3 separate regions of the Homo sapiens genome follow, and regions 1 and 2 are each linked to region 3. The links are chromatin loops, found by intact Hi-C in ENCODE. Cell type or tissue: A673. All regions are shown on one strand.

What was found. Hi-C counts contacts between places; a loop is a spot of excess contacts. Peaks named below come from ENCODE experiments on the same cell type or tissue, not always from the same donor. Only the 100,000 strongest peaks of a DNase experiment are listed, where the experiment ranks them.
Region 1: it touches region 3 in a loop (7-fold over the local background); 6 of 110 quality-filtered maps call a loop at or near these places.
Region 2: it touches region 3 in a loop (7-fold over the local background); 33 of 110 quality-filtered maps call a loop at or near these places.

Annotation. Positions count from the first base shown.
Region 1 is chr16:24,312,315-24,314,814 of GRCh38, reverse strand. All of the region lies in intron 1 of CACNG3 (calcium voltage-gated channel auxiliary subunit gamma 3), which reads right to left. Among named protein-coding and RNA genes, the nearest start is that of CACNG3, 57 kb to the right of the region's middle. In A673, no CTCF peak of the experiment used is centred here; a DNase peak (open chromatin) is centred at 1,504; H3K27ac peaks cover 2,434 bases.
Region 2 is chr16:24,254,667-24,257,166 of GRCh38, reverse strand. CACNG3 (calcium voltage-gated channel auxiliary subunit gamma 3) reads right to left here and starts at 832. Exons shown (of 4, transcript NM_006539.4): 1 at 202-832. The coding sequence starts at 412. RefSeq lists an enhancer at 357-1,084. In A673, no CTCF peak of the experiment used is centred here; a DNase peak (open chromatin) is centred at 1,096; H3K4me3 peaks cover 1,571 bases; H3K27ac peaks cover 594 bases; H3K27me3 peaks cover 745 bases.
Region 3 is chr16:24,497,947-24,500,446 of GRCh38, reverse strand. No RefSeq gene overlaps it. Among named protein-coding and RNA genes, the nearest start is that of RBBP6, 40 kb to the left of the region's middle. In A673, a CTCF peak has its summit at 1,032 (motif pointing right); a DNase peak (open chromatin) is centred at 1,046; H3K27ac peaks cover 2,500 bases.

The DNA.
Region 1 (2,500 bases), 190 kb after region 3:
GACTCCTGGAAGGCATGAAAATGAAGGAGAGTAGGTGGAGGTTGGAGGAGGAGGAGGAGGAGGAGGAGGAGGAGGAGGAGGCGAGAGTCCTAGGAGAATTTGCCAGGCTTCAAAATGTAGCTGCCACATGTCTGCTGGGAGTCGGTGGAAACACAGGGACATATATATCTATACCGTGAGGGTTGTGGCAACCCACACATGCAGAACATTTTGATGGTTAATAAATCTTTTTCTTTTCAGAACTGGGCTTTGGTTCAGATGTGCTGGAGACTAGAGAAGAGCCTGCTGTCCAGATTCATCCACGAGCACAAGGCTTCCTTCCTTTTTCACATCAAGGTGCATTGGGAGAAAGGTCAAGGCTGCTCACAGCCCTTAGGCAGCTGGCCTGGAGCTCGATCACCCGTGGCTGCTGGACTGACCTGAGGGCCAAGGGGATTCTTACTTCTGCATAAGAAGCTGCGACTTCTGCCTGACTAGTTATGCGAGGTCCCACACTGAGAAGCGTCTCTGGCTTCATTTAGTGCTCTACTGTCTGTCACTCTCTTGAAATTCTTAACACTTTTTTGAACCAAAGGCTCCCCATTTTCATTTCGTGCTGGACCCCATAAATTATGTACTGGTCCTGCTCAGCACACCAGTAACCCATGACAAGCATACCTTGAGGAAAACTGTTTTAGCACATGAAAAACTGCTAGATCTGTCTTTTTGGCCAGTTTCATTTTTTCATTTATCCTGAAGGGTGTAGAAAAGTAAACGTTTTTAAAAACATAAGGCCAGGTGTGATGAGCACTTTGGGAATCCCAGCACTTTGGGAAGCTGAGGCGGGTGGATGACTTGAGGCCACGAGTTCAAGACCAGCCTGGCCAACATGGCGATATCCTGTCTCTACTAAAAATACAAAAATTAGCCAGGTGTGGTGGTGCGCACCTGTAATCCCAGCTACTCGGGAGGCTGAGGCAGGAGAATCACTTGAACCTAGGAGATGGAGGTTGCAGTGAGCCGAGATCACACCACTGCCCTCCAGCCTGGGCGACAGAACCAGATTGCATCTCAAAAAATAAATAAATAAATAAATAAAAACATAAAAGTCACTTTGGGAGGCTGAGGCAGGAGCACCATTTGAAGCCAGGAGTTTGAGACCAGCCTGGAGAAAATTATAAGACCTTGTCTGTATATAAGTTAGCTGGGTGTGGTGACATGTGCCTGGCTCAGGAGGCTGAGCCAGGAGAATCACTTGTGGAGGTTGAGGCTGTAGTGAGCTATGATCGTGCCACTGCACTTCAGCCTGAGACACAGAGTGAGTTACTGTCTCTAAAAACAAATATAAATAAGTAAAAAATAAAAAAATCAAAAACATAAAAGTGCCGAAAGGAACTCTTGAGACAACTTAGTGTAGGGTTTATGAGCTTAGACTCTGGAGCCAGAGTGTCCAAGTTTAAATCCCAACTGTATTACTTCAAGCTGTGTGACCTGGGGCACGTTGTTTGGCCTTTCTGAGTTTCATTTTCCTCTTCTGTAAATTGGAGCTAATAATAGGATTTATCTCAGAGGGTTGTTTTGAGAAATAAAGGAGTTCACTATAAAAAGTTCTTGGAATAGTGAATGTTTTAATGAATATGTTCTAGCTACTGTTATTTTTTAAAAAGACTAATGGCTTATACACATTAATTACTATTTATTCAGTGCTTACTGGATGACAGAAGCTTCCTTCCTTCCTTCCTTCCTTCCTTCCTTCCTTCCTCCCTCCCTCGCTTTCTCTCTCTCTCCCTCTCTTTCTCTTCTTTCCTTCCTCTCTCTCTTTCTCTCTTTTTCTTTCTTTCTTTCTTTCTTTTATTTCTTTCTTTCTTTTCTTTCTTTCTCTTTCTTTCTTTCTTTCTTTCTTTCTTTCTTTCTTCCTTCCTTCCTTCCTTCTTTCTTTCCTTTTCTTTCTTTTTTTTCTTTCCTTCCTTCTTTCTTTCTTTCACCCTGTCTTGCCCAGCTCTGCCCTGCCTTTTTTCAGACAAGGTCTCACTCTGTGGTCCAGGGCTGGAGTACAGTGGTGGGATCATAGCTCACTGCAGCCTTGAACTCCAGGGCTCAAGTGATTCTCCTGCCTCAGTCTCCCAAGTAGCTGGGACTGCAGGTGTGTGCCACAGTGTCTGGCTAATTAAAAAAAAAATTTTTAAGAGACAGAGTCTTGGTATGTTTACCAGGCTGGTCTCAAATTCTTGACCTCAAGCTATCCTCCTGCTTTAACCTCCCAGGGTGCTGGGATTATAGGTGTGAGCCACCGTGCCTGGCCAGAAGCATACTTTCATTTAGTCCTCACAACAGCTCCAGAAGATAACTATTATTATCACCCATTTTTTTTTACAGATGAGAAAACAGGCACAGAGAGGATAAGGAACTTATGCTAAAGAGCACAGCTAACAAGTGACAGAGCTAGGTTTAGAACCCAGGTAATCTGACTTTGGACGTCATACTCTTTGTATTTCTTTTCATTATGCAATTCACCAAATCA
Region 2 (2,500 bases), 240 kb after region 3:
TACTAAAAACAATCAACAAGACCCAACCCCTTTAACCCACATGGCGTCAGTCTTGCTGTTAACAGAGTCTGGGCACCTGCACATTCTCAGCAATAATTTGAACTTCTCTTCTTTCCTTATCACCATTTCCATCTCCTCCAAACACCCACCAGAATATCAGAACTGGATTATTCAGAGCTATTGAGAGGAAATTGTAAATACCTTCTAGGCAGCAGGTCCTCCACAGCCCCGAATGGGTCATTACTTCTTCATTCTTCCTGCTGGTTTCATTATCACTTGTAGATTTAGTCCTGCACACACCTCTGGAATATAACCAGTAGTCCGTGCCCACTGCAATGGTCATTAAACTAAAAGCGGCAAAGGCTCCTACAGTGGTGATCAACATCTGGATACCTCTGTCACACATCCTCATAATTCTTCATGGTACTCTGGACGGCTGGGGGTTGGAGGGGGAGAGTCAGTGCCGGAGGGGAAAATCACTCTGCAGCCGGGTAACCTAGTACAGGCTCTTCCAAAAATTCAGGTCTCCTTTTGTCAGCATCCACAGGGACTTTGGGAAAGCTGGGATTTCCTTTCTGGAGCTCTCTCCAGTTCCCTGGGTCGCCTATGGCCCTCGGAAGGGTGCAGGCTCCGGGGGGTTGGTCCGCATCACTGCTGCCTTCTGAGGGTCCCTGGGTTCCTTTCATTCCTCAGGAGCGTGGTAAAGACGAGGGTCCGTGCAGGGCATGGCTCCGGAGCCTGGAGCTGCCAGCTCGGTTTGAGATGCGCCTGGCTTCTCACAGCCCCGGGAGACTCAAGGCAAAGAAACCCAGAGAGGTCTCTGTGTGAGTGTGTGTGTGTGTGTGTGTGCGTGCGTGCGTGTGTGTGCGAGCGCGTGTGCTGGGGGTGAGGGCGGATGGCAAAAAATAGCACTGCTGGGAGGCGAGCCGCTGAGAAGAGTGTTCACTGCTTCCACAGCCTCGCAGGAAAGCTCTCCGCCTGCTCCCGACACCCCCGCTCAAACTGGAGAAAAGACAGAGTCCTGGGGCGGGGGCCGGCTGGTTTCCCTGGGGGCGCCAAGGTCCGTGGTGCTGAAGGGACAGCTCCCCGCCTGTTGCCCCGCCTCCGTCGTCTTAACGCCTAGGCTTTAAGGTCCGTGGTGCCGAAGGGACAGCTCCCTCATGCAGCTGCACACCGCCGCCCGGGCTAGAAACCCGGGGTGCTAAAGGGTCTTTCTTCCCTCACCCCGCCCTTCCCCCGTTCCTTCCCGGGTCAGCCAGCCGGCTCGGCTCTGCCCAGTCAAGCCCACTCTCCGCGCAAAGTTTCTGGAGCCGAGGACAGTCAGCGCCCTGGCTCCTGGGCGCTGCAGCACGACCCGGTTCCTCCGCTCTAGGAAGGGTTAAGGAAAGGGGAAGGGGAGCGAAGCCCGTAGCGCACTCTGGCGCTCCCTCAGCACCCACCCAACGCGGCATTCTTCAATCCTCCCTTTCACCCCATGAGCCAGGCAAGTTTGCCTTTTGCTGCGGGCACCACTGGAGCCCATTGGGGAAAAAGAAGACCCGAAAGACCGAGTCTTCTTAAAGGCACCGGCAGCTCTGGAGACGGCTCTATGGCTCGCTTAGGCGGGCAAAAAGTGTTGTCACAATCACATCTGTGTAGAGTCTGTCTCAATTTGGTTCCCCAGCAAACAAACCAATATGTCTACCCTCCTTTCTCTGGAGCTCTGGTTTACACCGAAGACAACCCGCTCAGATCAGACCCGGAACTGTTCATATATACATGATCATGTATTCCTAAAAGATGGAAGAAGCTAAATATACATAGACTCTGTCATACACATATTAGGGACCTTGGGCAAAAGACTATAAGATTTTGGCCTTTGAATATGCCTTTTATACATTTTAACATATCTACATCGAAGGGGGTGATGGATTCATGGTGGGAGAGTCACTGAAAATGTCAGATTTTGTTCAAAGGTCTCTGAGATATCATTTGTTAACATTGTTATCTAAGTGAGACCATGAAGCAGGTGAAGTTAGGTCTGCTTTGCTTGTTAGTCCAAAGGGCAAATGGCATTGCACACCTGAAAGCTCTCTTCCTTGGAAATAGCCAGTATTGCAAAGGACCAGCATTTAACCAGCTTTTTATTACTATGTATTCCGGCATATGCATGGGCACACACCGAGTTGACTAGAAACAGCCCACAGAAATGCCCTTATTATTTTTTTTCTTATGGCATCCTGGGACTGATATCCAGAGGTCAGATAGTTGGAAATGAGGTTGCTTGGGTTGTTTCCACAGTTCCTGAGATGTGTCCGCAACCAACTGTCATGTTTGAATGTTATTTAGCTGGACAGAAATATAACGGGAGGTAATCGCAGACAAACATACTCCCCTGGTGCCATCTCTGGCTGCCTGGGAACTTCTATTCAGGTGACTGGGTAGCAGGAATATATTGAAGGGTTCGCAAATGCAGCTCACAACTTCTTGGTGACTTTGCTACTTTCATTTTGGTGTTAAG
Region 3 (2,500 bases):
ATGGCCCTGCATGCACACACAGACACAGAGCTGCAGTGTGTGCACATCTATCCCACACTCTGTCCCTCCAAGCCTTCCTACCCTGGACTATCTGGACTAGTAAGGAATGAAACAAGAAACACAGGGTCCGGGTCATGGTGGTGAGGGTGAGGGAGGCAGAGTCCCAAAGGCCTGTTCTCACCCTTAGGAGGTTCTGGGGCAGGAGGTCTGGGTCACATTCTTGGACAGATGCTGGAGGCCAGCTCTGCCCTAGTCTATGATCGAGGCCAGGCACTCTTTGAACTGATGGATATGGGGAAGCAGTACTTTTGAGCCCTCTCTAGACCCAGCTTTACCCCTACAAGCTCTGCAAATCACTTCTTAGTATTTAACTTTTTTTTTTTTTAATTTAGAGATCAGGTGTATCAGTCCGTTCTCACACTGCTATAAAGAAATAACTGAGACTGGGTAATTCATAAAGAAAAAAGGTTTCATTGGCTCATGGTTCTGCAGGCTGTACAGGAAGCATGGCTGGGGAGGCTTCAGGAAACTTACAATCATGGCAGAAGGCGAAGGGGAAGCAGTTTCCTCTTATATGGTTGGAGCAGGAGGAAACAGGGGAAGAGGTGCTACACAATTTTAAATGAGCAGCTCTAGTGGTAAGTCACTATCATGAGAGCGGCACCCAAGAGGAAATCCCCTCCCATGATCCAATCACCTCCCACCAGGCCCCACCTCCAACATTGGGGGTTACAATTCGACATGAGATACGGGTGGGAACACAGACCCAAACCGTATTACCAGGTCCTGCTTTGTTGCCCAGGCTGGAGTGCAGTGGCATGATCATAGCTCATTGCATCCTCAAACTCTCAGATGCAGAGATCCCCCCGCCTCAGCCTCTGGAGTAGCTAGGACGACAGGCATGCACCATCACGCTCGGCTAATTCTTAGTATTTCTGAAAGCATGGGTAGCAGTGCGTGTGTGGAGGAAGGAAGGCTGTAGAGGGCTGGTGTTCCCTCGCTGTTCCTTCTCCACAGGAGAAATTGAGTTGGGTGTGTCTAATTCCAGCTTGCCAGCTGAGGGCGCTTCTGTTCCGTAATTCCACCACCCTGGCCTTGGTGAGCCGAGTACAATTTCTTATCCCAAAGATAGGCCTAGGAGCAGGTTCTTTTTCACTCAAAGTAAGGGAGGCTTCAACACAGACCATAGCCAACACAGACCAGGCATGGTGGTGGGCGCCTGTAGTCTCAGCCATCAGGAGGCTGAGTCGGGAGGATTGCTTGAGCCCGGGAGGTAGAGTCCAGTCTGGGCAACATAGGGTGACCCCATCTCTTAATAAACAAAAAACACCAGCCTGGGCAACATGGTAAAACCCTGTCTCTACTAAAAATAGAAAAATTAGCTGGGCACGGTGGTGTACGCTTGTAGTCTCAGCTGCTGGGGAGGCTGAGGCAAAAGAATCACTTGAACCCAGGAGGCAGAGAATGCAGTGAGCCGAGGTCAAGCCACTGCACTCCAGCCTGGGTAAAAAAGCCAGGCTGTCTCAAACAAAACAAAACAAAACAAAACAAAACCACCCCGAAATCAAGCAAACAGAAAACAAAAACAAAACAAAAAATACCCACAAGGTTTAGGCTGCCGCCCATCTTTCTTTGATGGTGAGGTGGAGATTGGGAGGAGAGAAAGTAATCATTTCTTGCCTATGGGGTAATAGGGAATGCAAATTCTCATCCTTTGACTTGAGTTGGGTTCCCTAGCAGGAGATCCTAAGATGGAAACCAAGAATTCTCAGGAGGAGATGAGTGAGGAAGCAGGATAAAACAGTACAGAAAGCTCACTAATGCCACAGGAAGCAAAATGACAACACAGAGCTGGTCCCCACTTAAGGCCAAGGGGCTGGCCCCATTCCCGTGGGTTATCGTCCGAGGTCTGATCCCAGGAGGTGTGGGGGCCATCATCTAGTGGTTCCTTTCTGCCCAAGGGCTGTGCATTAGTTTGGAAGGCTGCTGAAACAAAGTACCACCACCTGGATGGCTTAAACCACAGACATTTATTCTCTAATAGTTCTGGAGGCTGGAAGTCCAAGTTCAAGGTGCCAGCAGGGTTGGTTCTTTCTGAGGGCCATGAGAGAGAGTCTGTTCCATGCCTTTCCCTCAGCCTCTGGTGGTCTGCTGGCAATCTTTGGTTTCGCTTGGCTTGTAGAAGCACCACTTCAATCTGTCTTCTTTTTTGAGGCAGGGTCTTGTTCTGTCACCCAGGTTGGAGTGCACTGGCGCAATCATGGCTCACTGCAACCTCTGCCTCCCAGGCTCAAGTGATCCTCCTGCCTCAGCCTCCCGAGTAGCTGGGACTACAGGCACGTGCCACCATGCCCAGCTAGATTTTTGTGTTTTTGGTAGAGATAGGGTTTCACTATGTTGCCCAGGCTGGTCTCAAACTCCTGAGCTCAAGTAATCCACCCACCTCAGCCTCCCAAAGTGCTGGGATTACAGGTGTGAGCCACTGCGCCTGGCCCTCTAC